Linked DNA regions of Homo sapiens: region 1 is linked to region 2. Evidence: read pairs that join two places in POLR2A ChIA-PET (ENCODE). Cell type or tissue: PC-9. All regions are shown on one strand. Links, peaks and the distances in the headings refer to the core of each region. The heading gives the core; the rest is flanking DNA.

Region 1 (5,349 bases), core at 933-4,932, 120 kb after region 2:
CTCGCTTTCTATCACAGCTTCCAAGCAAGGCAGCATAAGGGAATCCCAGAACAGGAAAGTAACCAGTAGGAACCAATATTAGGTCCTCAGGAACCTTGGAAGACACTAGGAAGCACAGATATTCAGTGAAGACCTCATGTGACCTCAGAAAAAAAACCCTCCCAACTGAGGATTTTGGCCAGGTGAAATTATTCCCCTGTCCAATCCATACTAAACCTTTCACCCGAAACAGAAGATATCACTTCTTAAAATTGTGGAGGATGAAGCAGTCCTACTTAGAAATATCTGGTCTCCAGATTCAGCTGCAATGCCCCGTATTCAACCCCCAGATCTCTTCACATTTCTGGTTCTGTCTTCCAGCTTGGGTCTCAATTTGCCCATGACACCAAGTGGATCTGTTGACTGACCATGTGCCCCTGAACCAGCTCATGCCTCAGCTAGGCAGTTTCAGGGTCTCCTACCAGGTAACCAATCAAGCTTTCTGGAAGGACTTTTAGAGTCATGAAAGTGTCGTTGGAGTCCACTATGACTTTTAGCTAAGTGGAAAAAGCAAAATAAGAAAGTATTTCTTCACCTTAATTTAACTTAGATGCTGGCCTCTCTAGGAGGCCTTTTTTGAATGCTCCTCTTCCCCTGCAGTGCCCTCCCAGTCTGTGTTAGATGCCACTCCTATGTCCTCCGTGGTGCTTTTCACTTTCCTCCAAGACAGCACTCAATGAGTACTGTAATTGTGTGCACATTTATCTACCACTGCTTCTAACTTGTGAAACATGTATTCTCTCTTTTACTGCTAAGTCCATGGTACCTGTTGCAATGTCTTTAACATGATAGGTATTCAGTAATGAATGAACTAGGTAAAAAAATGTATCTGTAAAGACAGAGCTATAATAGGACACAGAAAAATGGAAAGTTCCATACAATGCTGATATGAAGTGATTTTGTTTTCTTTTTGTGATTTGAAATATTATTTATGCTGCTCCAAAGAAAAATAAGATAAACTTCTAAAAAATTTTTTTAATTAAACTTTTAAGTTCAGAGGTACATGTGCAGATTTGTTACATAGGTAAACTTGTGTCATGGGGGTTTGTTGTACAGATTACTTCATCACCCAGGTATCAAGCCCAGTACTCATTAGTTATTTTTCCTGATTCCTCCACCCTCTACCCTCTGATAGGCCCCAGTGTGTGTTGTTCCCCTCTATGTGTCCATGTGATCATGTGTTCTCATCATTTAGCTCCCATTTATAAGTGAGAACATGTGGTATTTGGTTTTCTGTTCCTGTGTTAGTTTGCTAAGGATTTTAGCCTACAGCTCTATCCACATTCCCACAAAAGACATGATCTCATTATTTTTAATGGCTACATAGTATTCCATGGCATGTACCACGTCTTCTTTATCCAGTCTACCATTGATGAGCATTTAGGTTGATTCCATGTTTTTGCTATTGTGAATAGTGCTTCAGTGAACATACATGTGCATGTGTCTGTATTGTAGAATGATTTATATTCCTCTGAGTATATACCCATTAATGGGATTGCTAAGTTGTATGGTATTTCTCTTTTTAGGTCTTTGAGGAATTACCACACCATCTTCCACAATGTTTGAAATAATTTATAGTCCCAAAAACAGTGTATAAGCATTCCTTTTCTTCAGCAACCTCACCAGAATCTGTTATTTTTTTTTTTTTACTTTAATAATAGCCATTCTGACTGGCATGAGATGGTATCTCACTGTGGTTTTGATTTACACTTCTCTAATGGTCAGTGATGTTGATCTTTTTTTCATATTATTGTTGACCATATGTATGGCTTCTTTTGAAAAGTGTCTGTTCATGTTCTTTGTTTACTTTTTAGTGGGGTTGTTTGCATTTTTCTTCTAAATTTGTTTTAAGTTCCTTAAAGATGCTAGATATTAGGTCTTTGTCAGATGCATAGTTTGCAAAAATTTTCTCCCATTCTGTAGGTTGTCTCTTCACTCTGTTGACAGTTTCTTTTGCTGTGCAGAAGCTCTTTAGTTTAATTAGATCCCATTTGTCAATTTTTGCTTTCATTGCAATTGCTTTTGGCATCTATATCATGAAATCTTTGCCTGTTCCTATGTCCAGAATGGTATTGCCTAGGTTATTTTCCAGGGTTTTTATATTTAAGTCTTTAATCTATCTTTAGTTAATTTTTGTATATGGTGTAAGGAAAGGGTCTGGTTTCAATCTTCCGCATATGACTAGCCAGCTATCACAGCATCATTTATTGAATAAGGAGTCCTTTCTCCATTGCTTGTTTTTGTCATGTTTGTTGAAGATGTGCAGCCTTATTTCTGCACTCTTTAGTCTGTTCCATTGGTCTATGTGTCTGTTTTTGTATTAGTACCATGCTGTTTTGGTTACTGTAGTCCTGTAGTATAGTTTGAAGCTGGGTAGCATGATGCCTCCAGCTTTATTCTTTTGGCTTAGAATTGCCTTGGCTATTGGGCTCTTTTTTGATTCCATATAGATTTTAAAATAGTTTTCTCTAGTTCTGTAAAGAATGTCATTGGTAGTTTAATAGGAATAACATTGACTTTATAAATTGCTTTGAATATTATAGCCATTTTAATGATATTGATTCTTCCTATCCATGAGCATGGAATGTTTTTCCATTTGTTTGTGTCCTCTTTGATATCTTTGAGCAGGGTTTTGTAGTTCTCCTTATAAAGATCTTTAACCTCCCTGGTTAGCTGATTCCTAGGTATTTTATTTTATTTCATAGCAATTATGAATAGGATTTTGTTCCTGATTTGGCTCTCATCTTGACTATTGTTGGTGTATAGGAGTACTAGAGATTTTAGTACATTGATTTTGTATCCTAAGACTTTGCTGAAGTTGTTTATCAGTGTAAGGAGCTTTTGAGCAAATAACCTGCTCCTGAATGACTTTGGGTAAATAATCATATTAAGGCAGAAATCAAGAAGTTCTTTGAAATTAATGAGAACAAAGAAACAACATACCAGAATCTCTGGGACATAGCTAAGGCAGCGTTAAGAGAAAAATTTACAGCACTAAATGTCCACGTAAAAAAGTTAGAAAGATCTCAATTTAACCACATAGTAACACAACTAAAAGAATGAGAGAACCAAGAGCAAACCAGTCCCAAAGCTAGCAGAAGACAAGAAATAACCAAAATCACAGCTGAACTGACGAGATTGAGACATGAAAAACCATGCAGAAGATCAATGAATCAAGGAGCTAGTTTTCTGAAAAAAAAAAATAATAAATAGACCACTAACTAGACTAGCAAAAATTTTTATAATGTAAGAATAACACTGACACCTGGCAACAGGCATAAAACAAAGCTAAAGAAGATTAAATTTTACAATTCTTCTCTAGCAAGGGCTCCTTCCAAAGCCCTGGCCCAAAATTTATATTAGTAACTCACTGTTCTTTTTCTTGGAGTGCCCCCCAAATTGTAGAAGCATCAGTCTTCTTAAAACCTATGTCAAGCCGGACACGGTGGCTCATGCCTGTAACCTTAGCACTTTGGCAAGCCAAGGCAAGTGGATCACCTGAGGTCAGGAGTTCAAGACCAGCCTGGCCAACATAGTGAAATCCTGTCTCTACTAAAAATACAAAATTTAGCCAGGTGTGGTGGCATGTGCCTGTAGTCCTGCTTACTTGGGTGACTGAGGCAGGAAAATCACTTGAACCTGGTAGATGCAGGTTGCAGTGAGTCGAGATCACACCACTGCACTCAAGCCTGGGTGACAGAGTGAGACTCCATCTCAAAACAAACAAACAAACAAACAAAAAACCTAGGTCCCCCTCTCCTAAAATCAAAACTGAATAAAAATAGCACAAAAATAAGAAAACCACAGTATTATTTTACTTATGAATATCAATACAAATAATCCTCAAAAAATGTCATTAAACAGAACTCAACAGCATATAAAATATAACACATGATGACCCAGTGGATTTTCTATTAGGAATGCAAAGATAGAGAGAAATTCACTAATATAATTTATCATCATAATAGCTCTAAGAAGAAAAGCCACACATCTTCATAGCTGCTGAAAAGCCATTAGTTACATATAATACTAATTTTTTAAATTTAAAAACCCCATTAAGAATAAATGGAGTCTTCCTTAACATGATAAAGGTACATCTAACTATACTAAAAAGTCTGCATTGCACTTGTCTATTACTATGCACCAAATGCATTTAAAAAAATAGTGGTTTTACAAAGATATGGAATCAAACTAAATGGCCATCAATGATAGACTGGATAAAAAAAAATGGTGTACACATACACCATAGAATACTATGCAGCCATAAAAAAGTACAAGATCATGTCTTTTGTGGGAACATGGATGGAGCTGGAGGCTGTAATCCTTAGCAAACTAACACAGGAAGAGGCAAACAAATTTCACATGTTCTCACTTATAAGTGGGAGCTAAATGATGAGAACACATGGACACATAGCGGAGAATAAGCACACACTATGGTTTTTTGGAAGGTGGAGGGTGGGAGAAGGGAAAGGATTAAGAAAAATAACTAATAGGTACTAGGCTTAATACCTGGGTGATGAAACAATCTGTACAACAAACCCCTATGACACAAGTTTACCTGTGTAACAAACCTACACTTATACCCCTGAAGTTAAAATAAAAGTTAAAAAAATAGTGGCTTTAAAACAATTACAATTATTCATTTTGCTTACAAATCTGGAGGTTGCATAGGCTTTGCTAGGATGCTTTTTCCAGGGTCTGTCAGAGTTACTGCCAGACAGTGGCTGTGGCTCAGGCCAGGGTCTGTCAGAGTTACTGCCAGACAGTGGCTGTGGCTCAGGCCACCTCCAAAGGTTTTTCACTTCAATGTCTGGTGCCCAGGCTGCAAAGACTGAAACAGCCGGGGCTGCAGCAGCTGAAGCTTCTCTTGCATTCCTCTCTATATGAGACCTCCAGGTAGGGACCTCAAGAGAGCTGGATTTTTTAAATGACAGCTAAAGGTGCCCAAAGTGAGTGTCCCAGTAGAGAGAAATTGGCATAGCCTTTTCTACCCTTCTGGGAAAGCCGACAGAGCAAACTTTGTTGCGCTGTATTTCTTGAGACAGCCATAAAGCCCTATCCAAGTTCAAGAAGAAGATGCATAGATTCCATCACTTAAAAAGAGACTGTCAAAAATTTGCAAATATGTTTTAAAAGCCACTGTGGCATTATACAATGGGGAGACACCAGAAGCATTCTGATTAAAGTCAAAAACAAAATAAGGATTCCATTATTAATTATGATTTAGTATTTGATATTATTCTAGAGTAGAGATGGGCAAACTTTTTCTATAAAATGCTGGGTAGCAGTTATTTGTAAACCATAATGTCT
Region 2 (5,349 bases), core at 752-4,751:
AGGTGAGGGGTTGATCTGTTCAGTAAGCCACCATGGCACATGTTTACCTATGAAACAAACCTGCACACTCTGCAGATGTATCCCAGAACTTAAAGTTGAAGAAAATAAAAAGATGAATTTTTTAAAAAGTGTTTGCTTTTAGTTTTATAATAGCAATCCATGTTATGCAGCAAAGTTGCTGACTTCATGTGTGCCCTTTGGTGTCTTGAGGATTAATTAAACAATGCTCCCTCCAAAGCTGCTGTTTTAGGAGGCTTGCCACTGCTCATGCAGTGCTACCTTAGAGACAAGCATCATTCCAAACTAGCTGGATTTGAAATCAGAAAGGAACAGCACAGCAAAGATATAGCTTAAGAAAATTTCTTTCTGCCTGTGGCCCCTGCTCTAAGATCATGGTAGGTCAGAGCATCGTGTACTCTGTAGAATTGCAAAAGCTACTGTTTCACACTTAAGTTAGTGTAAAAAAAGGGAAGAATATAGGAAGCCCTTGTGACGTAAGTTGGATAAAGAATTGAAGGAAACTTGATTCCTGAGATTTCCTTCAAAAACTTCTGCCTTAGTCTTTATAAATCAGATATAATCGCTACCCCACTCCCTTTGTAAAATGCAACTCACTGGGGAGCAGTGCAGCAGCAGGGGTCATATTTTCTCTGTCCACCATACCAGGTTATTATTTCACGCTGCAGTGAGGCAGAGAGGCCAGGCAGGGAAACCCCGGACAATGGGTACATCTCTTAAGCCTATTGCTGAGGGAGAGAAATCACAGAGGAGAGCTCCAAGTTCAAAGATTGCAATTAAAAAATAGCATTTGTTACTATCTAATGTAAAACTTTAAAAAATAAAACAAAGAAGTAATTTGGTTTTTGCTTTTTGAGACAGAGTCTTGCTGTGTTGCCCAGGCTAGAGTGCAGTGGCATGATGTCAGCTCACTGAAACCTCCACCTCCTGGGCTCAAGCAAATCTCAGGTTTCAGTCTCCCTAGTAGCTGGGATTACAGGCGCCCACCACCAGGCCCAGCTAATTTTTGTATTTTTAGTAGAGACAAGGTTTCACCGTGCTGGCCAGGCTAGTCTTGAACTCCTGGCCTCAAGTGGTCTGCCAGCCTCAGCCTTCCAAAGTGCTGGGATCACAGGCATGAGCCACTACGCCCAGCCAAGACGCAGTTTTTTTCATTTGTGTGTTTTGACAGAGAAAATTCAAATCAGGCAACCAAATGTTTTTTTTTAATGTTTAAATTTATTTTCTACAGCACACATTCTACACTTAAAATCAGTATTTTTTATCTTTTTCTATAAGATGATTGATTGATTTTGCTTTCAGTTTCCCACTTGTCACCCTTGCTTCCAAATATTGTCAAGATAATCTAGATTTAAAAGCTGTCTTCTTGCTATAAATTTGTTCTTACAATATATTTTATTTCTAATTGTTTATATTAGATTTCATTTTATAATGGCACTTATAACAATTGTATAATAAATTTGTGTTTACTGGTTTGGGTGCTCACTACTTTTTTTTTTTTTTTTTTTTTTTTTTTTTTTTTTTTTTTTTAGGCAGTCTTGATCTGTCTCCTAGGCTGGAGTGCAATGGCACCATCTCGGCTCACTACAACCTCTGCCTCCCGGGTTCAAGCAATTCTCCTGCCTCAGCCTCCTGAGTAGCTGGGACTACAGGTGCGCACCACCACACCTGGCTAATTTTTCACCATGTTGGTCGGGGGTTTCACCATGTTGGTCAGGCTGGTCTCGAACTCCTGACCTCATGATCCGTCCACCTCAGCATCCCAAAGTGCTGGGGTTACAGGCGTGAGCCACCACGCCTGGCGTCAACATTCTTATGACTGTTTGTTGATAGACATAAGCACTCATGTTTTCGGGAAATATATTCACTAATTAATTATAGAATATGTGTGTTTAGCTTTACTAGATACTGCCAAACAGTTTTTTTGAAGTAGTTGTGCCAATTTACTAACCAGTCATGTAGTAGAGTTCCATTTGCTTCACATCCTCACCAGCATTTAGTACTGTTAGTCTTTTTACTTTTAGCCAGTTTATGGAAATGTAATGGTGTCTCCTTGTGGTTTTAATTTTAATGTCTCAATAAGTACTGAGGCAGAGGACATTTTCATATGCTTAGCTTTTGGATATTTTTTTGAGTGAAATGCCTACGGAGGCTTTGCCTCGAAGAAAGAAGGCCATTCAAGCTAAAGGAACAGAAATGTGCAAGTCACCACCAAAGTGAGAAATGTGCTTTTCTCTACATTCATTTAGCTTGAAGCTCATTGACCTTTTTGGTGCTTTGGTTTAAGTATTTTTTCATCAAATTTGAACAGTTTTGGCATTATTACTTCAAATCTTTTTTCTGCCTCAATATTTCTCTACTATCTGATATAATTACAGGTGTACATTACAGGTGCACAAGTGAGCAATGCTAAAGAAATGACAATGAGGAAATTGTGACTATTGCATAGACTGCATGAGGAGCTGTGGTCAGAGATAAGGGTGTACACACAAGCTTGGGCCATATCACAAAAGACTCAATGCCTAGATCTCTCACTTCCATGTCCCTGTTTTACTCAACCAATTTTTATTCAATACTATTTATTAATTATTTTCTATGTGTAAGGCACTGTCTTAGTCCATTTGTGTTGTTATAACAGAATACCTAAAAGTGGAGAATTTATTAATAAAAGAGGTTTATTTAACTCATGGTTCTGCAAGCTGGGAAGTTTAAGGGCATGGCCCTGGCTTCTAGTGAGGGCTTTTATGCTGCATCATAACATGGTAGAGAAGGTCAAAGGGAAAGCAGACACCTGTGAAGAGACAAAACTCAAAGAACGTGCTGGTTTCAAAACAACTCACTCTTGCGGGAATTAGTCCATTCCTATGGGAATTAATTCAGTCTCACTAATTTAGAACAAGAACTTACTACAGCAAGAATGGCACCAAGCCATTCATGAGGGATCCACTCCCATGTCCCAAACACCCCCCACCAGGCCCCACCTCCCAATGCCACTACATTGGGGATCAAGTTTTAACATGACATTTGATAATGGGATAAACAGACCATTTCCAAACCATAACAGACACTATTATAGAATATTTAGGAAAAGCAAAACTAAGTCAAGGACTTGACTGTCCAGAAGGTTGAAATCCAGATGTGATTGTTTAGGATATGACTTTGAACAAAGAAATGATTCTGTAGATAAAGCTGTATCTGCAATGGGACTACAGTCTTTTGCAGAAGGAAACTGACTCCTCTTCGGTCCCATAAGGACAGATCAGGAACAAAAACAAGCAAACCCACACAGATAATTAGGATTAAAATTCAGAAATGACATTAGAATTTTGTTTTGCATGCCTCATACTCTGCATGTCTCATACTCTGCTAATTCCTTTGCTTCCTCCGAATTAAACACAATTGCCAGTAGAAACTAGCAGAAACTTTAGTCTGCCACAACATCCTGACCTAGCAAAAGTTAGGGGCACTCTTACATCAATCGCCAATCTGATGAAGAAAATTGTTTACTTGAATCATAGAAACACATATTTTGCTGGAACACAGTGAAAATGTAGTAGTAACAAAAATATCTAAACTCTAGCCTTTATTCTCTGAAAAGTTTACACAGATCTTTTCCTCATGACGTTATTATGTTAAAGTTTGTGTAATTAGACAGTCTCAAAGCATAAGCAATTTCAATGTGACGTGTGTATTTTAGGGGAGAGGGACAGGAGAAGGACTTTTGGTGGAATTTATTACTACTTCAAAAAAGTAAACTTGGCAAATCCATCCCTTCTTGGCATTAAACAGATATTGTCTTCATAGTGGTAAATGGTCTCCATGACTCAGCCTCCAGTTGCAAGGCAGATGAGAGGTCTCTAAACCTGTCAGAGAGCCCACAGGGTTACTTAAGTCAACTCCCTGCCCCAGTCAGCTATCTATCTACTCCCCACAATAAATGGCTGGTCAGTTCCACTTTAAATATCTCTCAGATAAAGACCTATGCTCTTTCCCAGTAGATTTCTTCAGTCTTTTCTTGTTCTAAACATACTTTCTATAAGAAGATATTACTGCTTCTTCTGCCCTCCACATACGGCAAATACTTGCTCAACGTCATCTTTTTAGTAACAGAGGCCACATTATCTCAAAAAGTATATTTATTAAAAGGCTGGATTCTGCAATAAAAAATGTATACTTGGAAACATTCTTTGTTTCCAAGCAAATCTCAGTTATTGTAGGCTTTTTATCGTCATTTCTCTCACCTTCAATCAAGCAGGAAAATTTGCCCTACACTGTCTATTCTTCTTCTCTTTCCATTCAAATCTCCTAGTCTGGGATGACATAATGCCTGGTATTTAGGTGCATGCTACAGCCTCCGGGCTGTTTTTCCTGTTTCCAACCTTTCCCTAGATTGATCCTGCACGTATATGCCACCTTTATCTTCTTAAAATACTGTTTTTTTCCTCAATATGCTTCCAAAACGGAAGAAAGGAAACATAAGAAATAAGAGAATATGTTCATGACTGAGGGACAGGCAAATATTTTTAGACAAAAGCCAAAAAGAAAAAAATGATAAATAAATTGACCTATATTAAAATCAAGAACTTCTGTCCCTCAAAAGAAGCATTAAAAGAATGAAGGGCCGGGCCGGGCGCGGTCGCTCACACCTGTAATCCTAGCACTTTGGGAGGCCGAGGCGGGCGGATCACGAGGTCAGGAGATCAAGACCATCCTGGCTAACACGGTGAAACCCCGTCTCTACTAAAAATACAAAAAATTAACTGGGCGTGGTGGCGGGTGCCTGTGGTCCCAGCTACTCGGGAGGCTGAGGCAGGAGAATGGCATGAACCCGGGAGGCGGAGCTTGCAGTGAGCCGAGATCGAGCCACTGTACTCCAGCCTGGGCGACAGAGCGAGACTCCATCTCAAAAAAAAAAAAAAAAAAAAGAATGAAGGGCCGGGTGCAGTGGCTCACGCCTGTAATCCCAGCACTTTGGGAGGCTGAGGCAAGCAGATCACAAGGTCGGGAGATCGAGACCATCCTGGCTAACACAGTGAAACCCCATCTCTACTAAAAATACAAAAAATTAGCTGGGCGTGGTGGTGGGCGCCTGTAGTCCCAGCTACTCAGGAGGCTGAGGCAGGAGAATGGCATGAACCTGGGAGGCAGAGCTTGCAGTGAGCCGAGATGGCGCCACCTCACTCCAGCCCGGGCGACAGAATGAGACTCCGTCTTAAAATAAAATAAAACAAAATAATGAAAAGGCAATCATAGAGTGGCTTATGTGTATAATACACATAAACGACAGAAGAATAATAATCAGAATATAGAACAAATTCCTTGAACAATAAA

Evidence for each region. Peaks named below come from ENCODE experiments on the same cell type or tissue, not always from the same donor. Only the 100,000 strongest peaks of a DNase experiment are listed, where the experiment ranks them.
Region 1: POLR2A ChIA-PET joins it to region 2 with 7 read pairs; 2 of 35 experiments call an interaction of 5 or more read pairs at or near these places.

Annotation. Positions count from the first base shown.
Region 1 is chr11:122,525,790-122,531,138 of GRCh38, forward strand. No RefSeq gene overlaps it. Among named protein-coding and RNA genes, the nearest start is that of TRK-TTT2-1, 31 kb to the right of the region's middle. In PC-9, for the core only: no CTCF peak of the experiment used is centred there; no DNase peak of the experiment used is centred there; H3K27me3 peaks cover 923 bases.
Region 2 is chr11:122,402,299-122,407,647 of GRCh38, forward strand. All of the region lies in intron 1 of MIR100HG (mir-100-let-7a-2-mir-125b-1 cluster host gene), which reads right to left. Among named protein-coding and RNA genes, the nearest start is that of MIR100HG, 18 kb to the right of the region's middle. In PC-9, for the core only: no CTCF peak of the experiment used is centred there; a DNase peak (open chromatin) is centred at 2,445.